Linked DNA regions of Mus musculus: region 1 is linked to region 2. The links are chromatin contacts, found by Hi-C or POLR2A ChIA-PET in ENCODE. All regions are on one chromosome and are shown on one strand. Each heading gives the region's core, a stretch centred on a gene start or an enhancer-like site at or near the end of the contact. The rest is flanking DNA. Distances are from core to core; before and after follow the strand shown. Region 1 holds the start of Serhl (serine hydrolase-like). Region 2 holds the start of Ndufa6 (NADH:ubiquinone oxidoreductase subunit A6).

The links. Hi-C counts contacts between places; a loop is a spot of excess contacts on that map. ChIA-PET counts read pairs that join two places held with the same protein, here RNA polymerase II (POLR2A).
Region 1: a loop to region 2 is called in a map of T-helper 1 cell, with 2.2 times the contacts of the local background. The contact joins the promoter of Serhl here to the promoter of Ndufa6 in region 2. A Hi-C loop is called at or near these places in 1 of 37 maps with a recorded cell type or tissue (T-helper 1 cell). POLR2A ChIA-PET finds 5 or more read pairs at or near these places in 1 of 5 experiments (Patski).

Annotation. Positions count from the first base shown.
Region 1 is chr15:83,096,106-83,102,188 of GRCm38, reverse strand. Serhl (serine hydrolase-like) reads right to left here and starts at 1,984. Exons shown (of 12, transcript NM_023475.3): 1 at 1,842-1,984; 2 at 396-545; 3 at 204-317. The coding sequence starts at 1,845.
Region 2 is chr15:82,352,262-82,358,796 of GRCm38, reverse strand. Ndufa6 (NADH:ubiquinone oxidoreductase subunit A6) reads left to right here and starts at 4,506. Exons shown (of 3, transcript NM_025987.3): 1 at 4,506-4,716. The coding sequence starts at 4,569.

The DNA.
Region 1 (6,083 bases), core at 735-3,234, 750 kb before region 2:
CTGACCCCCACACGACCCCTGCAGGAGACCCACTAGGACCCACTAGCTTCACTGTGGGATGCTCCTAGCGGAAGAGCAGGCTCTTTTCAGGGGCCAGGAAACCGGAAGCAGAAACCCCAGGTATCCGTTCCCAGGCCAGTCCTGCCTCCCAGATACTGCATCCTACTCCTAGGATGAGAGATACTATGGGGGCTCTGGCTCACCTGTTGCCACCCTTCGGACCTCACTCACAAAATTTTGCTGGTAGTACGGGAGGCCTGGGTTGTAATGGGACGAGAGCCCGTGGCCTCCGAAATCCATAGCCATGTAACAGAAGTCTGCAGCAGGGAAGAGGAAGAGAGGGGCTCGGCATGGCTGCCGTCACCCCTCCACGGCCCTTCAGCCCACGGCCCTACCTTGGGGAAGAAGAGGAATGAGCCTGTCAAAGGAGTTGGCGTTGTCCAGCCAGCCGTGTAAGCAGAGAACTGGAGGGTTCTTCTGGGAGCCCCAGACTTTGAGAGCAATGTGGCCCCAGGGCACAGCCAACTTCAACTCTGAGTGCAAACCTGCAAGGCAGATCTGGTCTGTCAACCCCTGCATCCAGGAATCCGGCACTTCCTAAGCCCCTATGAGTGCACCAAGAGGCACAGGCGCCTGAGCTACTGGCCTATGTCTAAGCTTTAGACAGACTGATTGCCAGATAACAGGGAAAGACAGCTTGGGTCCCCTGGATGAGAAAGATCTGAATAGGTTTTTCAGGATATAGCTCATTGGTTTTTAGGGCAGAACTGGAAGGAGTAGGTTGGGGGCTGCCGGCTTGAACCCTGACACTTGTGGGCTGTATGACCTTGGCTTGCCTAAAACCTCTCCATCTTCAGTTTCCCTTTCTGTTAAACAGGAGCAAATAGAGAATAATGCCTCATAACTATATGGGACCCATTCCAAGAGCCCCTGTAGATACCTGAAACTTCAAGCAGTAACAGACCCCATACACTGAATGCTACCTATAACAATAATTATACATGCCTGTTATCCCAGCCCTTAAAAGGTAGACATGGATAGACGATAAAACATTGTCTCATAAAACTTCAAATCAACAAAATAAAACAAATATACTACAATTTGTGCAGCACTGACTCTAAAATATTATTATGAGAACCAAGTGTATTAATCACACCTATAAGCCTAGCCTAGTCCTGAGGAGGTAGAGGCAGGAGGATTTCGGCCACTTAAGGATAGGCTGGTCTAGGGAGTTCCAAGCCAGCTAAAGCTACATACAGTAAAATGGCTGAGGGTTTTAAGACACTACTCAGAGTACCATGCTGCTCAAAACTGGTCTGTGCCCTCACATTTTGGACCTTAGGAAACTGAACCCTTGGAAATCGAAACTGGGAGATCACCGTGGCCAGCTTTTCCTATACCTTCGGAGCCGATGCCAGACACTTTATACTCTATCTATCTATCTATCTATCTATCTATACACCGTGAGTTGGAGAGTTGGGCCACTGCTGTTCTCAGTGCACAGATCACGAAACTGAGGCACAGGAAAGGGAGAAGGGGAGGAAGGAGAGGGGGAGAGAGTCAGCTTGACTCCAGGGCTCCATCTGGGCCTCTTCAAGTCAGATGTGCTCCAGAGCTGACCTTCTGCTGCTGTTGGACCCAAAGAGCAACCCCAAATAGCAGCCTAGGACTCAGCGGCCATCAGGAGCCCCGAGTCTGGCTCTGCTAGATCCCAGTGCTGCCCACTGAGCCTGGGAGAGGGCGATGAGCGTCCACTCCACCAGCTCAAGTAAGCGAGTGGGAGCACTCGTCGGCCTCCCCCTTCCCACTCCAATCTAAGGGGCCCTGAGGGACATTTTCACCCATTGCTCTGGTCGGTGAGGCTGTCACTCCTCGCTGAGGAGGTCACAGGAACTGGAAGGACTCAGAAGCTCACGCCCCGCCTCTTGCGTCCCGCTCAGGACTTTCCCTCCAGGTCCTTCCCGTCCCCACCGGCTTCCGTCTCCTTAGCCCCAGTTTTAGCGCCAGCCCCGCCCCTTCAAGCGACACCGCCCACCGAGGCCCCGCCTTCCTGCGGCCGGCCCGGGACTTTCAGGAGGATCTCAGGGCTGCTCAACTCCTGGCACATTGCTGTGCTGCTACGGTGGGATGGTGTCAGAGCTAGCAGAGAAGTAAGTCTCTGGAGGACAAGCTTTGACAGGCTCAATACCTGGGCATCCCCGCATGATTACCACGAGCTAGACAAGGCCCCGGTGGCCCCACAGTGAGGAAAGCTCCCTCGAGGATCCTCTCTGATTCCCACAGAAATGAGACGACTGTTTCACAGTGTTTCATGCCTCCCCACCGTGTCCCCACGGTGGCTGCGGTCCCTCAGCAGTGCCTGGCGCTATCCAGCTTTGATAATTGATTGCACGGCCTGAATGAATAAATGAATGTATAAAGCGAGGGCTCTGGCAGAAACCATCCCCAGGCAAGGAAGGACTGAAAACAGTTTCAGTCCCGAGAAGAACTCAGAGTCAGACTGTGGGCACGGGGTGCATTCAGGAGGCTGGGAAAGGCCTGTGGGTTTTTGGAGGCCAGCCTGGAATACACTGCAGGACTCTCCAATGACCAAAACTCATCCTAAAGCTAACCCTAGCAATCCAATCACAAACATTCCTAAAATGGACACATACAAGCACTACCTTTTAAATTAAAAGCAGAAATCTTGAGCTTTTAAATTTACCAGGTGGGCTCTCTGGAACAGCGGGAGATATTCCCTATCATTGTTGTAGCTGGCGAACCACAGACCTGGGCACTGAGCGGAATCAGTGTGGTGAGTTCCCCAAAGGGGTGACAGGGCAAACCCTGAGCATCACAGGCTGTAGTAAGGGGAGGGAGGGGAGGCTGGGCAGAGCCACTGTGGAGAGAAATTTGAGGCTGAAAAATAGGCCAACGTAGATGAGGGGCTGGAAAATGGGGCCGCCTGGTTGTGACAGGACTTTTCTGAGTGGTTTCACTCAGAGGTTAGGAGCTGGGAACACACCACGCTTTTCTGTTCTATTCTTTGGTTTTTGGAGACAGGGTTCGAACTCACTCCATAGCTGAGGGTGACCTTGAATTGAGCCGCCTCCCTCCCTCTCCAGAACACTGGGGTTGCACGCCTGGTTTATGCACTGCTGGGGGTCAAACACGTGGATGCATGCATGCCAGGCAAACATTCTACCAACTGAGCTACATCCCCAGCCCTTTGAGAACACTTCTGTTGGGTCCAATCAGTGGCATCTATCGGTGGAGAACACACTTTGATTCTCGATAGATAAGGGTCTTCACTGAGTTCTGTCGGAGTACAGTCACTCAGAGCCACTGGGAACAAGACACCTACCAGGAAGCCTGGGACCTTTCCCAATCTTTCCCAGTGACACATTGTTACCAATACTTGCACTTGGCATCTCGCATTCCTTTGACCTCAAAATTCCCTTGCTTCAACCAGCCCCTCCAGCAGCCATGACCTCAGCCGGCTCCTGTCTGTCCTGCTGGTCCATGGCTACAGTCACTGTCCCTCCATTCAGTCTCATCCTCATGTTCACATCCATCTGTGTCCCATCATTTCCATCTACCTCTTCCCTTTCCGTCCCTGTGACTCCATTCTGCCCTGCTTATCCTGCGACCACAAGCTGCCACCAGCCCCTTCCCCACCTCTTATTTTACTCGTGTGAAAATCTGGGTGCCTCTCACTGCGGGCTGGGGTGGGGGTTGATCTCCTGCCGGTCTATTAGATGGTGTTGGGGGGGGGCCTTTCCCTCTCCTGTGCTATCCGTTCTCTACACCTGACTCTTGCTGTCTATATCTCTGAGCCTTTTCCCCCCCTTCCACCCTGGACAATTCCTTCCTTCTACCCTGGACAATTCTACCCTCTTTTCAAGACTTGGTTTCAAAGTCAGCTTCCCTAGAAACCCTCTCAGCCCTCACGGGTGGAAGCACCTCCTTGTTTCTGTTCACACCATTGCTACCTGCCTCTCACCCCCACGTGGCTCTAGCCGTCTCTCTCTCTCTGAATGCATGTTGGCTTCTTAAAAAGTAGGATATGGTCCTTGTAAAAAACAGTTTCCCCGCTAACATCTACCTGAGGGCCTTGTGCACAGGAGAGACTCAATCGATGACTGCCTATTGGATTGGCTGAGAATCGCTGCCCCAGGCTCACTCTCTAGGGGCTCACACAAGCTATAGCAACAAGAGGGCAGGGAGGATGTGTGAGTGTTTTTTAAGGTCTTAGGTTCCTACCCTGTGCTTAAGCTTCCTCAGATTGGAATAGCAGCAGCATCCAGGGGAAGGGATTACTAAACACACACATCCCCAACTGAGAGAGACAAGAGTTCCCCAGGAGTTCCCCCCTTTATCAGCAACAGGAAGCTCCTAGCTAAATCTGTGAAATGACACTAAACACAGCATGGGATCCCGGGTTGGATTCTGGAACAGAAAAAGAACCTGGGAGGAGGAGCTGGGGCGGGGCGGGGGGGGGGGGGGGGGGAATCTATATAAGCCCAGAGTGTAGACCGGCAGCAGACCAGTGTTTATTTCTGGCTGCCCATGGCTTGAAAGATGCTGACAGCGCAAGAATGGGGGTGGGGTGGGAGCGTTTAAATTCTGGAGTCTCTTTGCAGTTTTTCCTGTAAATTTAAAATTATACCAAAATTTAAGTTTATTTTTTGCAGAGAGAAATGAAGACCAGAGCCTTGCGTACGGTGGCTCAAGTCTACAACCTCAGAGGTTGTCTTTTTTTGTTTGTTTGTTTGTTTTTGTTTTTCCAGACAGGGTTTCTCTGTATAGCCCTGGCTGTCCTGGAACTCACTTTGTAGACCAGGCTGGCCTCGAACTCAGAAATCCACCTACCTCTGCCTCCCGAGTGCTGGGATTAAAGGCGTGTGCCACCACACCCAGCTATCTCAGAGGTTGTCTTAGGGTTTCCATTGCTGTGAAGAGACATCATAACCAAGGCAACTCTTATAAAGGCAAACATTTAACTGGGGCTGGCTTACAGGTTTTGAGATTCAGTCCACTATCATGGAGAGAAGCATGGCAGCATCCAGGCAGGCATGGTACTAGAGGAGCTGAGAGTTCTACATCTTGATCTGAGGGCAAACAGGAGACTGTCTTAATGGCAGCTAGGAGGAAAGTCTCAGAGCCCACCCCCAGTGACACATTTCCTCCAACAAGACCACACCTCCTAATAGTGCCACTCCCTGGTCCAAGCATATACAAACCACCACAGAGGTTGAGATGCCCAGCCAGGAAGATCTCAAGTTCAAAGCCAGCCTGAGCTACATAGCAAAAACTGTTTCAAAACAACCTCGGGCTGGAGAGATGGCTCAGCGGTTTAAGTGCACTGACTGCTCTTCTGAAGTTCCTGAGTTCAAATCCCAGCAACCACATGGTGGCTCACAACCATCTGTAATGGAATCTAATGCCCTCTTCTGGTGTGTCTGAAGACAGCAACAGTGTACTCACATACATAAAATAAATAAACCTTTAAAAAACAAAACAAAACAAAACAAAAAAACAACCTCAAATTTAACCAGGCACATGCTTGTAATCCCAGCACTCAGGAAGCAGAGGCAGGAGGATCTCTGTGAGTTCCAGGCCAGTCAGGGCTAGAGAGTAAGACCCTAGCTCAAAAGCCAAAACTCAAAAACATTCAAATGAGAACTTTAAAAATTTTATTCATGTTTGTTTATCGAGACAGGGTTTAGTCCGAAAAGGCTTGTTATATTCTGAGGGACTGTTTGTTGAGAAGAAACACAGAACTGTATGTTTCTCTCTACCTGGTCGGTTATCTTAGAGCTCTCAGGTGGTTAATTTTTACTCTATTATTTATTATTATTTATTAAAATGTACTTTATTATTCAGGCTTGACTGAATTTAGAGTTCTGATGGAATTATACATTTGAGCATGTCTGTGAGGTTTTTTTTTTCTCTAGATTAAATTAATTGAGGTGGGGAACCCTACCTTAGCTATGGACAGCACAGTTCCCTGGGCCAAGGAGGGAGGGCACAGCTGGCTGAGCACAGCAGATGGCGCTCTCTGCTTCTCTCTAACACTAAGTCCACAGTCACTTCTGTATTAG
Region 2 (6,535 bases), core at 3,257-5,756:
CCTGTTGATCGGCTCGGTCTTCCTACACTCCTCCAAAGCCTGCTTGCTCTGGACCCAAAGACCACACAACCAAGACTGGAAATAGCGTCTCACCGCCAGCCTGCTGTTCTGGAACACACAGAACGTGACCACAACCCCACACATGCCAACTCCATGCTGCTCTCTCTCGCATGCCTGTTTTCTTTCCAGCTCCACGCTGCTCTGTCTCTCACATGTCTGCTTCCTTTCTGACTTGGCTCCTGACTCTGAAGTTTACCCTGTTTACCCTTTACCCTCCTGGTCTCTTGGTCTAGCTCTCCTCTCTCCCCTCCCCTCTCTCCTTCCACAGCTCTGGGTCATGTCCATTCCGGACTCTCCCAGATGTCCCCACCTCTGGCTACTCTCTCCCGAATATCTACAGTAAACCTCCTCTACCATACCTAGAAGCAGCCATGTCTTTTCCTTGTTGATTTCCTTTTTTCCCTCAGTAGTAGAATTTTAAGAAAGCATCGATCTAACATATGGTAAAAAAAAAAAAAAAGAAAAAAAAATGCCCTTGGGTATAACAGAAATAAAATGGTTAAGAACTACCAACCAACTTTAAGGTGTTTTCAGTTTTATGTACCCTTTAAAAATAATTTGGGGGTATGGTAGCACACACCTTTAATCTCAGCACTCAGGACACGGAGGCAGACATGTCTTTATCAGCCTGGTCTACATCAAGAGTTCCAGGCCAGCCAAAGCTATAAGGCTGCATAGTGAGACCCTTCCACTTCCTCATCAGCTGCCCACACTGAAGAGATGATTTCAGATTCCCTCTGTAAACCTTCCACCCCAACTCTGTTCCAGGTTTTCTGTGTCACCAAGAACAGGCGTGCCATCGGGAAGGATCTTCCTTGACTTTCCCACGGGCCCTCTCTTCTGGTGGCAGAAGTGACCTAGTCTTCTCCAAGGCTCCGGTACCCCATTCTCCCTGGCCTTCTCACCAGCTGAGCATCCGGTGAGCCCTCCTCACCTGCACATTCTGCTTCTCCCTCTTCCGCCTCACTTCCATCACCGCTGAAACACACCACACATCCCTCCCATGAAAAGCCAGACTTCTCTGGAACCTGAGATCCTTTCCAGTTCCTGCCCTTACTGTCCCACAGCGCAGTCTCCTCCAGGAATGGTCTACAGTGGATGTCGGCACTGCTCCCTCTTCCCCTCAATACAACAACCCACTTCAGTGTGCTTTGAATCCATGAAGCACTTGAAGTTGACTGAAACCTGAAGTTGCCAGCCTTAGCCCCATCCCCGATACACTCTGGCCACCACCCCAGTGGCCTCCCTTGTCCATGCTATGCACTCTGGTGTCACCCTCTTCCTAGAATCACCTCTTCTGGCTGTAGATGTCTCATCTTCTGGGTTTCTTCCCACCCCTCATGTTCTTCTTCCCTGATTGGCCTAAAAGTGAGTGTTGTATGAGGTCATTCTGGCCCCTCCTGTCATCTATCTTACGATCTGTCTGTCTGTCTGATTGACATATATACAGAGAGAGAGACAGAGACAGAGACATAGACAGAGACAGACAGAGAGAGAGAGACTCTCAATATGTAGCCTAGGCTAGCCTAAACTCAATATATATACAAACTCCCAAACTCTAGGTCCTTCTCTGTTCCCTTACCCGCCTAAAATTCACATTCATAGTGACATAGTGGTTGTGAAATGCTTCCTTCTCTGACTGAGGTGGGGCAGCACACCTCCCTTGGTTTCCCAATGAGGGCTTCTCCTATTAGAGAAGCCATTAACAGTGTCTAGAAAATTGGTCTTATGGCTGAGACAGATCAATAACAACATGACTGATTGCATGATTCTGCTGTTCCTATCTGCTGCTTCAAGTCCTGGTGAGCATTTTAAAGCAGAGCCACCACATCTTACTGAGAGTGCTGCTAGCAGTGTATTCAACTCTAAGTTCTGTGAGTCACTCAGGACTCCGTGTCAATGAGTACGGTATCAAGCTCATCCTGCAAGGAAGCTAGGAGAGGGGAAAGGAAGTAAGATCAGTTCTGGAGAGGAGGAAGGGGATAACCAAGAAGGATACACAGAAGGGGAGAGCCAAGAAGGAAGGGATACACAGAGGGCAGGACTGGGCCTTAAGGATCCTTCTCACTGGGTTGGGTATGGGTTAACAAGAACACCTCTAAACCTACTTACCAAGCACGCCCATCTGGATGACAGTCAGGGATCCAGAGACTTCTTTGTGTCAGTGTCCACGTAGCCTACAGACAGCCTGGGAAGAGTGTCAATACCAGCCTTGCCTGGGAGTTGGGTGCGCAGGCCCTCCTTTTGCAGGGAGGGTGTGGCATCGTGATGTAGAGAGCTTTCAGATAGACAACCCCTCCATATCTGAGAAGGGTGTCATGCCAATTGCCTCAAGGTGGTTCTAAGTGTGCCCGGCGAGGGGTAACACCCTCACTGGTACTCCTTTGGTTCAGTTCAACGCCATTCAAGGATAAGGGGGCAGTAACGAGGTGATGAGGGAGCGCCATGTGAAGTCCTGAAGACATGGAAGTCACAGTGACATGGGAGGGCTTAACACCGAGCAGCCTATCCTCTGAATCATAAGTAAGAAGGGAGCCTAGCAGCGTCCAAGTGCCATCCACTCACCCAGCCAGTGTTTGTTGAGCTTCCATGTGGGGTACAGCAGCATGCTGGGACACAGAAAGGACACAGAGCCTGCCTCTGAGGGTACTCAGTGATATCAAGTGAGTGGGCATAGCGCATGACAGCAATTCCTACCTCCTCCAAACCTCATAAAGGTCGCTGAATCACGACTATGTACCTGTAGATGGCCAAAACTAGAGAATGTCTTGGTTTATATGCACATGAAATACTAGTCACGACAGAAAAGACTACATTTTAGACCTTAAAACAAGTCTGAAAAACTAAATTTTTTAAATAATTTATCTGTATGTGCGTGTGTGTGTGTGTGTGTGTGTGTGTGTGTTCATGTGTGTATGTGTATAGGGACCACATTATGCAGGTGCTTAATAGAGGCTAGAAAAAAGGTTACTGGGCCCCTTAGAGCTAGTTATGGTAGTTGTGAATCATCCAACATGGGTCTATAAAGAAAGTCCCAGGTTAGCCAGGTTTCAAAAAGGAGGGGAGAGAATAAAAGAAAAAAACAAAAATCAATAATGTGGTGGTTTGGGCCCCATAAGTTCATGTGTTTGAATGCTAGGTCCCTAGTTAGTGGAACTGTTTTGGGAAGGACTAGGAGGTGTGGCCTTGTTGGAGTATGTGGCCCTTGTTGAAGATGTGTCACTAGAAGTGACTAGAGGCCGGCCCAGTCTTTCTCTATTGTAAGACCTCAGCTGCTGCTTCAAGGCCACTCATGCCTGCCTGCTGCCATGCTCTCCTCCATGAGAGTTTAAATGCTGTGTGCTGAGCATATCTGTGTGCATTGTACTTTGACTGGAAGTACTGTTTGTTCAAATCACCACAAAAATATCCATAAAAGCATGGTGCACTTACTATATTAGAATGTCGTTAGGCAGCAATTCTTCAGCTTTTATTTATATAGCAGCGAATATATATAGATATATACCATAGAGTATAGATATAGATTAGATACAGAGGTAGATATAGCTTCCATGGTTTGGGATGTAAAATCCCTAGTCTAAAATGGAAATGATTAGGCTAGGTGAAGTAGCACTAAGGAGACTGAAGCAGGGGAAATGTGGAGTGCAAGGTCAAATGTAACTGCGGGGCTGGAGAGATGCCTCAGTGAGTGCTTAAGCACTCTAACTGCTCTGCCAAAGGACCTGGGCTCAATTCCCAGCTCCACAAAGCAAATCATAACCGTCGGTCCCAGAGGAATCCATAGCCTTCTTTTGGCCTCCATGGACTCCAAAAAGCACACGTGGCGCACACCTATACAAACATCCAAAACACCCACACACATTTATTTACAAAAAGGCAACCGCAAGTGCTGTGGGCACAAACCTGCAGAGGCAGAGAAATCACTGCAAGCTCTGAGGCCAGCCTGGCTGGTCTACGTAAGTGAGTTCCAGGCCAGGCGCAGTGAGACGACAACTCAAAACAATGGCATGAAGTAAGTAAACAAACGGGGCTGAGAAACGCCAAAAAGCTCAAGCCAGAGGCGCTTTTGCGATCGACACCATGTCTACAAGAAAACGGTTTTCCGGAAGCACATACACAATATGCTCAGCAGTACGCACTGTTGCTGCGGAAAGACTGCCATTGCCGCCTGGCACCGTTATCTATGCCCGAGGTCTTCTCCTCCGAGCCTGCCAACCACGGCGCCTGGCTGAAGGAACAAACTTTTGGTAAGAGCAGACAGAGCGCCTCACCGCTGCCTGAAGCCTCGACGCTGCGCCTCCTGGTGGTTCCTCAGCGCCGCCGTTGAACGAGCCAACCCCGGATCGGTGTTTCCGCGGTAGAGCATGCGCATTGCAGAGCCCGAGGCTTCCAGCCAATCAGAGAGCCCTAGTCCAGTCAGTCCTTCCCTCTGCACTGCAGGAGGCACGGCAGCGAGTCCCGTGGCACCGCGCGTGCGCACGCTGAAGGGGCGGGGCTTCCTCGGCAAGATGGCGGCCGCGGCCACCGGCCTGCGCCAAGCTGCTGCTGCGGCAGCCAGTACCTCGGTGAAGCCCATTTTCAGTCGCGACCTGAACGAGGCCAAGCGGAGGGTGCGCGAGCTCTACCGCGCTTGGTATCGGGAGGTGCCGAACACCGGTGAGAGGCAGGGGTGCATTCGGGGCGCCGGAGGCACCTGCCCAAGGTCTCTCGGCCGAGCTGAGGTCACGTAGTGGGACAGAAACGAGCCCTGGGCTTCGGGGGAAGGGGGTCACCCGAGCCAGAGTGCCCCACACCGGGACAGGGCTTCCGAGCGCCCCAGTTGCTTTGGTGGCCTTTGTTCCTTATTTCTTATGGAGCCCCTGGGAGGGGCGTCCGCGGTCCTGAGCTAGCCCCGGGTGCTTCTTGAACCCAGCTTTACAGTTCCAGAGAAGGTTCTAGATGCCCATTCGATTTTGTAACTAAAGTGGCGAAGGGCTTTAGCAGTTATCTGTTACTTAGTCTGGAGAACAAACTGCATCACGAGAGGGAAACGACTTGACGAAGGTCACCCAGTAGCTGCCTGCTGCCCTTTGAAGCCTCCAGACGAAATGGCCCCTCAGAGCTCCCCAGCTTTGCTCACTAGATCAGCTTGCCCCAGAATTTTGAAGTCTAACCCCCTTCTGCTGCAAAACACGCCTTTTCCCGTAGGTGGGAGAATCTAGTCTGTTCACCTGAGTGGCGAGTGTGAATCTGCAATCTTGGTTGTCTCCCTCAATGCTGCCACTGTAGTGGATTTTAAAAGGGGGTTAGCGAGAGTTCAAATGTCCTACATATGTCAGGGACATCTTTTGTTGTTGAGTAGACATGTATTTAACTTGAGCTGATCTGAGGGGAAAGGCGTTTTCCAATGAGTAACAACAGCTCCACAGCACGCCTCAGCACTGCTTGAGAGGCAGCCACACTGTCCTCAGTTTCGACCTTTATTAGCTGTGTGACCTTGGGTAAGATTTTTCACCGGTATTTGCTCATCTGTGAAATGGCCATAATACTGTCTTCTTCCGGGAGTTACTGTATTAAATAGGTTACTTAAGTAACTGATATAAAACTCGGGGGAGGCACTGATGGGAGAAGATTCCTCTTAGTTATTAGAACACAGACTGGAGAAAAAACAAAACAAAAAAACCATGCCCACCTCAGGCTGGAGTTTACCTGACAGTAGTTATAATACTGCACCCTTCAGTCTCTGGGCCTGATGCTTCACAAATACTAAGATTCTGAGTGACGGGTTCTGTCTCAACTTAAACTTGTCTCAGTTTGTCATTGTACAGTTCTTTCCTGAAATCCCTGTGTGCGCACTGACCTTGGTGACAGCTCTCTCAGAACCTAGCCTAGTGTTCACCATTTCTGCAATCACTGAATTGGAGTATAACAAAAGATTCAAACCTGATTTAGACACAGCATGATTTTGTCTGTGTTTTTGTGACTTTTTGTTGTTTTGTTTTTCTGAGACAGCGTCTCACATTGTAGCCTTGGCTGGCCTGGAACTTGCTACGTAAACCAGGCAGGCCTTGAACTCAAAGAGCCATCTGCCTCTGTGCTACCACACCGGGCTTGGTTTTGTTTTTGGGTGTTGTGTTTTGGTTTGGTTTGTTGTTTTTTGTTTTTTTGAGACAGGGTTTTTCTGTATAGCCCTGGCTGTCCTGGAACTCACTTTGTAGACCAGGCTAGCCTCGAACTCAGAAATCCGCCTGCCTCTGCCTCCCGAGTGCTGAGATTAAAGGCGTGCGCCACCATGCCCAGCACTGTTTTTGTTTTTGTTAAGGTTTTGCCTCAATTCTGGGATTAAAGGCATCTGCCACCATGGTTGGCTGATTGCAGTTTTATAGATCAGAGTGGACATGTCACAAGAATGGCCAGTGCACAAGGTATCTTCACTAAATGAATATACTGACCTCTGTAGCCAGAATGTTTAACACCTAGTGATCCTTTTGTATCC